Linked DNA regions of Homo sapiens: region 1 is linked to region 2. A link is a loop called in an ENCODE intact Hi-C map of the cell type or tissue named here. Cell type or tissue: HepG2. All regions are shown on one strand. Each heading gives the region's core, and the rest is flanking DNA. Links, peaks and the distances in the headings are about the cores only.

Region 1 (4,391 bases), core at 134-4,133, 63 kb after region 2:
CCTGTGGGCCTGAAGCCCTCCAACTTTCCAGGCAGAGCCAAGCAGCTCTCCCTTAATCTCAGGATCCTCCAGGCTAGATGAGCCCTGGGGCTCTAGAGTCCTCAACCACAAAGGCTGCCGAATGTCTTCTTCTCAAAATTAAAAACAATTCACTTCCCATAAAGAAATCTTTCAACCTCCTAGAACAACCCCTCTGAACTCTGAACTGGACCTTCCCTTCACAATAATGTTTTTTCACATTCCCACTCATAAATAAACCCAAATCCTCTCTCTTTAGATGGAAGGAGCTCCTTTTTTATAGCTAGACCCAACCGTCTGGGCACCCATCAGATATTTTCACATCAATCCCACACCGCCATGTCTAAACCATGCTCCGCCCCGCTCTTCTCACACAATCTGGGTTTCTCATTCTGATTTCCCATGTCCCTTGCTCTCTGAGGCAGCAGAGGTTAATGGCTAAGAACATAGAATACGGGCCTGCCAGGCCTCCAGTGTATGCTCCTCTGCCTGCTGGTGCAGCCTTTTGCACAAGTTCTTCATTGTGACTCAGTTTCTCCATCTGTAGAGTGGGGATAATAACAGCCCCTACTTTACAAGGTTGATGTATGGGTTAGTGAGGTCATATTTACAAACTTGCTCAGAATACTTCCTGACACACAGCAAGACCTATCACATGACTGTTTGCCGAAAAAAATAAAAATAAATCCAGCTCCCAAGCCATTCATTGGTCTACGGATTCAAGATAAAGAGAATATAAAACAAGAAGAAAAACATCCTTGACTCAACTGAGTGTGAAGAAATTAGGGGGAAATAATAGTAAGCAATACCAAATGACAATCACAGAGGGGCGGCCAAGGGCTGCTGACCTTCTGTGGTCCACGCAGAGGCTGGGCTCCAGCCCATTGGCCGGCTCCCTCCACGGCCCCACGGTCCCGCTCAGTTCTGACACCTGGGGAGCTTCAGGAGCTAAGCTACGCTACACGGTTCATGGTGAGCATCCTCAAGAAACCACCCCAAACACCAACAAGGAAAGAAGCCTGGGGCCTTGTGCTGGGACAACACACACACCCTTGAGAGATATATAAGCTCCTAGCACCCAGACACTCACTCACTCCCTCCTTCCCATCCAGCACCCAGACGCTCACTCACTCCCTCCCTCCTGCCCATCCAGCACCCAGACGCTCACTCACTCCCTCCCTCCTGCCCATCCAGCACCCAGACACTCACTCACTCCCTCCTTCCCATCCAGCACCCAGACACTCACTGTCTCCCTCTCAGCTCCCCCAGCTCAACCCCCAGCACGGCTGCATCCACCATGTCCGTCTGCTCCAGCGACCTGAGCTATGGCAGCCGCGTCTGCCTTCCTGGTTCCTGTGACTCTTGCTCCGACTCCTGGCAGGTGGACGACTGCCCAGAGAGCTGCTGTGAGCCCCCCTGCTGCGCCCCGGCCCCCTGCCTGAGCCTGGTCTGCACCCCAGTGAGCCGTGTATCCAGCCCCTGCTGCCGAGTGACCTGTGAGCCCAGCCCCTGCCAATCAGGCTGCACCAGCTCCTGCACGCCCTCGTGCTGCCAGCAGTCTAGCTGCCAGCCGGCTTGCTGCACCTCCTCCCCCTGCCAGCAGGCCTGCTGCGTGCCCGTCTGCTGCAAGACTGTCTGCTGCAAGCCTGTGTGCTGTATGCCCGTCTGCTGTGGGCCTTCTTCTTCATGCTGCCAGCAGTCTAGCTGCCAGCCAGCTTGCTGCATCTCCTCCCCGTGTCAACAGTCCTGCTGTGTGCCCGTCTGCTGCAAGCCCATCTGCTGTGTGCCTGTCTGCTCTGGGGCCTCCTCTCTGTGCTGCCAGCAGTCTAGCTGCCAGCCAGCTTGCTGCACCACCTCCTGCTGCAGACCCTCCTCCTCCGTGTCCCTCCTCTGCCGCCCTGTGTGCAGACCCGCCCGCCGCGTGCCCGTCCCCTCCTGCTGTGTCCCCACCTCCTCCTGCCAGCCAAGCTGCGGCCGCCTGGCCTCCTGCGGGTCCCTCCTCTGCCGCCCCACATGTTCCCGCCTGGCCTGCTGAGGCCTCTGCTCAGGCCAGAAGTCCAGCTGCTGCCAGGCATGTCCCCCAGGGCCACTGGGCACTATGAGTCCCCCACCTCTCCCACTACTGGCCCCTCGGCTGCTCTGGTGTCTGTCTCTTCCTTGGAGATGCGTGCACAGCCTCTCTTCCCCTAAGCCCTGGGGGCTCCTGCTAAGCTCCAGATGACCCTGCCTCCACCCACTCCCCCGGCTCTTCCAGACCACTTCCCACATTCCAGGCCCCTGTGGTCTCGCCTCCTTGGAAGCTGCTGTGCCTCCTCTGGCCATTGTAGGACCATGCTTGGAAGTCCTAATAAACACCCTCCACGTAGCCCGGCTGCACTTTGCTCTCTTCTTTGAGTCATTTCTGGTTGAATTGCTGACCAGCCCGACAGGAGGCCAGGACACAGATGCAGCCTCCTGGGGCCCTCGCGCCCAGTCTCAGCCCTTCTCCAGGCCCCAACACACATTAGTCTGGCACTGGTGCCGTCCCCGCAGGAATGTACCAGTCCCAGGGAGGGTCAACGGAGCGGCCGTCCCCACCCCAGCCCAGCAGGCAAGTCCGTCTCCCAGGGCCCTGATGGGCGAGTGTCAGAGGTGGCAGCGGGGTCACTCGCAGGCACAGCCGTCCCCACCGCCCCACATTTCCCCGCCAAGTTGCCAGTCCCTGCCAAGTGGGGGCTGGCTGGACACGGAGTCCTGGCTGCAGACAGAGAGGATGGCTCGCTCCACCTGCAGCCCAGCCCCTCAGTCCTCACAGGGAGATTCAGAGTCCCGGGACAAGCGTCCAGGCTCAGCTGCCAAACCTCTCCCACCTCTCCAGATCCAGAAGCGGTCCACTTCCTTCTACTGCCCCTACAACTCCCGTGTCTGAAGCCTACTGCCCAGATCATGAATATCTTGAAGTCTCTTCTAACAGAAAATAGATAAAGCTCCAGCCGGGGCAACAGAGTGAAACCTTGTCTCCATTAAAAATAAAAAGGCCAGGCGTGTGGCTCAGGCCTGCAGTCCCAGCATTTTGGGAGACTGAGGCAGGAAGATCACTTGAGCCCAGGAATTCGAGACCAGCCTGGCCAACATAGTGAGACCTTGTCTCTAAAAATACAAAAATTAGCAGGGCATCATGGCACGCGCCTGTGGTACCACCTACCCGGGAAGCGGAAGCAGAAGAATCACTCGAGCCGGGAGGCGGAGGGTGCAGTGAGCTGAGATTGTACCACTGCACTCCAGCCTGGACGACAGAGTGAGACCCTGTCTCAAAAAATTAATTAATTAATTAAAGTAAAAAATACATAGCTGGGCATGGTGGCACGAACCTGTAGTCCCAGCTACTCAGGAGGCTGAGGTGGGAGGATCACTTGAGCCTGGGAGATCAAGGCTGCAGTGAGATATGATTGAGCCACTGCACTCCAGCCTGGGTGAGAGTGAGACACTGTCTCAAAAAAAAAAAAAAAAAAAAAGGGTTGGGGAAAGAAAAGGGGTGCAGCCGAAGGCCCCTCCCTCCTGACTGCAGCCTCTGACTCAGTGCTGCCTTGCACCTCCCAGAGGAAGTGGGTCCTGGTGACCCCATCTCACCCCCAGCTCCTCCAACACACCGTTCTTCTCTTCCCTCTTCCCACAGCTGGCCAAGAACTGCGGTGCTCAGGTCGCTCTCCCTCTGTCCCTCACTCTGCCGGCCAGCCCCTGCTGCGCCTGGCCCTGTAACGCCGTCTCCCTGGGCTTCTGGGATGCGTCTGTCTCAGCTCCTGCACCCACTCCTCTGACTTTTCTCTATGTGCGTTCTCTCCCTGCCCCCAAACTCCAGGTCTCCAACCAGGTGCCTCCCCTGGGCTCCCAGCCACGCTTACGGCGGCCTCCAGGTGTGCCCCCAGACCGAAGGGAAGCTGCATCTGGGCACATCTGAAGCTGAGCTAGCGTCTTCCTCCAAACTGCCCTCTCCCCTGACCGGCTGGGGCAGCTGGACTCCACCCCGTCCCCCGCCCTGCCCTGGCCCTGCCATCTTCACTGAGCTGCCAGATATCTTTGGGGTCTGCCCTGCCTCTCCCCTCCACCATTTCTTTAGCTTAGGGTGATTTGCTAAACAGCTCTGGGCCAGCAGGGCTGCCAACAGTCCTGTCCACAGGTAAGAGCATCCTAGGAGACGCCCCGTGCTTTGAGAGTGCCCCATGACAACAGAGATTCTTCTACAGAATTTTTTTTGGAAGAAAGCATGTTCTTTGTCCAAGAGAAGATGCTGATTTTGGAGAAAGATAGGAAGAACTTGGTGACTTCAGGCGACACTCTGCCTTCCAGTCCAGGGTTCCACCACCAGGAAGGCTGGAGAGCAGGAAGAAAAGGGC
Region 2 (4,391 bases), core at 285-4,284:
GACACTTCTGGATAAATAAATGCTGAGAGAGTTTATTGCCAGTAGGCCTGCCCTACAAGAAATGACAGCTCAGGATGAAATCAAAGGGCACTAGACAATAACTTGAAGCCATATTAAGAAATAAAGAACTGGCTGGGCACAGTGGCTCACGCCTGTAATCCCAGCACTTTGGGAGGCTGAGGCGGGCAGATCAGAAGGTCAAGGGTTTGAGACCAGCCTGGCCAACATAGTGAAACTCCATCTCTGCTAAAAATACACACACAAAAAAAAATAGCTGAGTGTGGTGGTGGGCACCTGTAATCCCAGCTAGTTGGGAGGCTGAGGCAAGGAGAATCACTTGAACCTGGGAGGCAGAGGTTGCAGTGAGCCAAGATCGTGCCACTGCTCTCCAGCCTGGGTGGCAGTGCAAGACTCCATCTCAAAAAGAAAAAGAAGAAAAGAAATAAAGAACACTAATAAAGGTATCAGTTTTGGTAGTTTGTATGTTAATAGGAATTTATCCATTACATCTAGGTTATCTACATTATGAATGTATTTAATATCACTAAACATGCTTAAATGGAATAAATTTTATTGATTTTATGTGTTAGTGTACAATTGTTCATATATTCTCTTATAGTCTTTTTTATCTATATAGGTCAGCAGTAATGTTCCCACTTTCATTTCTGATTTTAATAATTAGAGCCTTCTCTTTTTTCTCAGTCTAGTTAAAGGTTTGTAAATTTTATTGTTGCTTTCAAAAAACTAATTTTAGGCTTCGTTGGTTCCATTGTTTTTCTATTCTCAATTTCTTTATTTGCTCCCTGTATTCTACATATAATCTTTATTTTCTTCCTTCTTCTAGGTTTTGGTTTAGTTTGCTCTTCCTTTTCCTGGTTCCTTAAGGTGTGAAGTTAGATTACTGAATTGAGATCTTTCTTGTTTTTTAATATAAGCATTTATAGCTACAAATTTCCCTCCATAAACTGTTTTGCCGTATCCCATAAGTTTTGGTTTGTTATATTGTCACTGTCATTTATCCCATAGTATTTTCTAACTTCTCTTTTGATTTATTCTTCAATCAACTGGTTGTTATAAGTATGTGTTGTTTAATTGCCACATATTTGTGAATTTTCCAGTTTTCCTTCTGTTATTGATTTCTAATTCCCACTGTGGTCAGAGAAGATACATTATATGATTTCAATAATTTTAAATTTATTGAGACTTGTTTTTTGGACTAACATATGGTCTAATCTGGAGAACTGAGAAGAATTTGTATTCTGCTGTTGTTGGGTTGAATGTTTTATACACGGCCATATTAGATCTAGCTTGTTTATAGTGTTCTTCAAGTTCTCTATTTCGTTATTGATCTTTGATCTAGTTCTATTTAAAAATTTTTTTTAATCAGTGGAAGTGACTTATTGAAGTCTTCAAACATTATTGTTGAACTGGAATTGCCTATTTCTTTCTTCTCTTCTTTCCATTTATGCTTGATATATCTTGGGGGTCTGATGTTTGTTAGGTACATGAATGTTTATAACTGATGTTAGGTACACAAATGCTATAAAATGATGGCTTATGCCTGTAATCCCAACTACTCAGGAGGTTGAGATGAGAGGATTGTTTAAGGCCAAGAGTTCGAGACCAGCCTGGGTAACAGAGTAAGACCCTGGTCCCTAAAAAAATATGTTTTTTCATTAGCCAAATATAGTGGTGTGCACCTGTAGTCCCAGCTACCTGGGAAACTGAGGTGGGAGGATCACTTAAGTCCAGGAGTTTGAGGCTGCAATGAGTTATGATTGTGCCACTGCACTCCAGCCTGGGCAACAGGCTGAGCAATACCCTGTCTCTGTTTTAATGGTGCTAGGACAACTGGATATCTACACACAAAATCATAAAGTTGCACTACATCTCACACCAACAAATTAACTAAAAATGGATCAAAGCCCTACATATATGAGATAAAGCCATAAAATTCTTAGAAGGAAACATAAGAGTAAATATGTATGACCTTATTTTGGGCAATGGTTTTTTAGATATGACACCAGAAGCATAAGCAACAAAAGGAAAAAATAGATAAATTGGATGTCATCAAAATTAAAAAGTTTTGTGCATCAAAGGACACTATCAAGAGAGTAAAACAACCCACACAAGGGAAGAACATGCTTGTAAATCATAATTCTGATAAGGATCTAACACCCAGAATATATAAAGAACTCTTATAATTCAACAACAAAAAGTCAACCCAATTTAAAAATAGGCAAAGTCCTTTAATAGACATTTCTCCAAGGAGGATATGCAAATGGATGATACACGCAGGAAAAGAAGCTCAATGTTATTGGTCATTAGGGAAACAGAAATCCACACCACAATGACATGCTGTTGATACTTCATACCCACCAAGATGGCTATAATTTAACACACACATACACCAACAAATAGAAGGTAGCAGATGTTGACAAGGATGAAGAGAAACTGGAATGTTTGTACATTGCTAGTGAGAATATAAAATGGTACAGATGCTGTGAAAAACAGTCTGGCACGTCCTCAAAATGTAAACATGGAATTCCATACAACTCATCAGTTCCCACTCCTAGGTATATACCCAACAGAATTAAAAAGAGGTGTTCAAACAGAAACATGTACAAGAATGTTTATAGGGCCGGGCGCAGTGGCTCATGCCTGTAATCCCAGCACTTTGGGAGGCCGAGGCGGGAGGATCACTTGAGGTCAGGAGTTCAAGACCAGCCTGGCCAACATGGTGAAACCCCGTCTCTACCAAAAATATAAAAAATTAGCTGGGTGTGGTGGTGCGCACCTGTAATCCCAGCTACTTGGGAGGCTGAGGCAGGAGAATCACTTGTACCCGGGAGGTGGAGGTTGCAGTGAGCCGAGATGGGGCCACTGCACTCCAGCCTGGGTGACAGAGGGAGACTCTGTCTCAAAAAAAAAAAAAAAAAAAAAGAATGTTTATAGAAGCACTATTCACACTAGCCAAAAGTTGAAAAGAACCCAAAAGTGCATTAGCAGATGAATGGATAAATGAAATGTGGCGTGTCCCTTTGATGGAATATGATTCAGCCAAGAAAAGGAATGGCGTTCTGAAACATACCCAAACACAGGTGTACCTTGAAAACATGCTGAGTGAACAAAGCTAGACACAAAGACCACATATTCCATGACTGCGTCTATATGAAATGTGCAGAACAGGCAAATCCATAGAGACAAGCAGAATAGTATTGGTTGCCAGGGGCTGGGCATGGCTGCTTAATAGTACCGGGGTTCCTTCGGGAGCGATGATAGTATTCTGGAACTAGGTAGTGGGGATGGTTGCACAACATTATGACTGTACTGTCACTGAATTGCACACTTTAAAATGGGTAAAATGGTACATTTTATTTTATGGTTGATCACAATTTAAATAAAATTACACCTGCCAAGGGTTTCTAAGAATGAAGCCCCTCGCTCTGCAATGCTGGATATTATCAGCATTTTAAATCTTGTTTGCTCTTACAGGTGGGAGACGTGTGTTTAAACCTGAGAAACTTTAGTTATTAATGAGATCAACTAGCTGTTCATCTCATTCATGCTTATTGGAAATTTAAAATTTTTAGTCTTCTATTCATTTCTTTTGTATCTTATCCTGTTTTAGTGGTAAGGACTTCAAATTTTTCACATTAATCTTCCACCTGTCATGGAGATTACAAGTACTTTCTGGCAGTTCATATCTTCATTTGTGTACCCAATGATTCCTTCAGGGCTGTGATGGGAACGTCGTGGATGCTGAGCTGAGCTGAGGCATGTGGACCGGTCTCCAGCACCCAACCCTGCCGGGTTTCCAGGGGACATACGTTGTATGTGTTCTGGTCAAGGTTTATGCTTTCGTTCACATCTGACCCTCTGACATTCCACTGGGCATTTTATACTTGGGTCTGCTGGCTGACGGGCTTCCTTTCCCATTGTATTTCCACACTGTCATGGCAGGGGTACAGGTAGGGGGTGCTGGGTGCAGTGACTTTGTCTCTCATCCAGCCCTTCAGTGAGCGTGGCCTGGGACAGTCACTCTGATCCTAGGTGGACAATGATGTCACCTACAGATACTAGAAATTCACATCACATTTCAACTTCTTGGCATGTGGCTTCAGCCAAAGTGCAAACATAGAGTAAGACCAGGCGTCCGGGCAGTGGGGCTGACTGTGGCCCCATCTGACACTTTTCTCATCCAGACCCCAAGTATCCTCCACTCTCCACGCAACCCTCACTCCACACCTGCCTCTCCAAGGTAGAGGCCCCTCCCCACCCTCAGACCCTGACCTGCACCCGCCCCTCTCAGGACACCTGACCAGGGCTCCAGGGGATGGCAGTCCAGACCCAAAGGCCAGTCCCCAAACCTTGTCCTCCTAATGAGCTGA

Evidence for each region. Peaks named below come from ENCODE experiments on the same cell type or tissue, not always from the same donor. Only the 100,000 strongest peaks of a DNase experiment are listed, where the experiment ranks them.
Region 1: a loop joins it to region 2, with 3 times the contacts of the local background. A loop is called at or near these places in 1 of 110 quality-filtered maps.

The regions. Positions count from the first base shown.
Region 1 is chr21:44,695,887-44,700,277 of GRCh38, forward strand. The region is part of intron 1 of TSPEAR (thrombospondin type laminin G domain and EAR repeats); the gene reads right to left. KRTAP10-12 (keratin associated protein 10-12) reads left to right here and starts at 1,286. Exons shown (of 1, transcript NM_198699.1): 1 at 1,286-2,158. The coding sequence starts at 1,316. The coding sequence ends at 2,053. RefSeq lists enhancers at 1,146-1,825, 1,826-2,505. In HepG2, for the core only: no CTCF peak of the experiment used is centred there; a DNase peak (open chromatin) is centred at 2,405; H3K4me3 peaks cover 484 bases.
Region 2 is chr21:44,632,424-44,636,814 of GRCh38, forward strand. All of the region lies in intron 1 of TSPEAR (thrombospondin type laminin G domain and EAR repeats), which reads right to left. Among named protein-coding and RNA genes, the nearest start is that of KRTAP10-10, 2.7 kb to the right of the region's middle. In HepG2, for the core only: no CTCF peak of the experiment used is centred there; no DNase peak of the experiment used is centred there.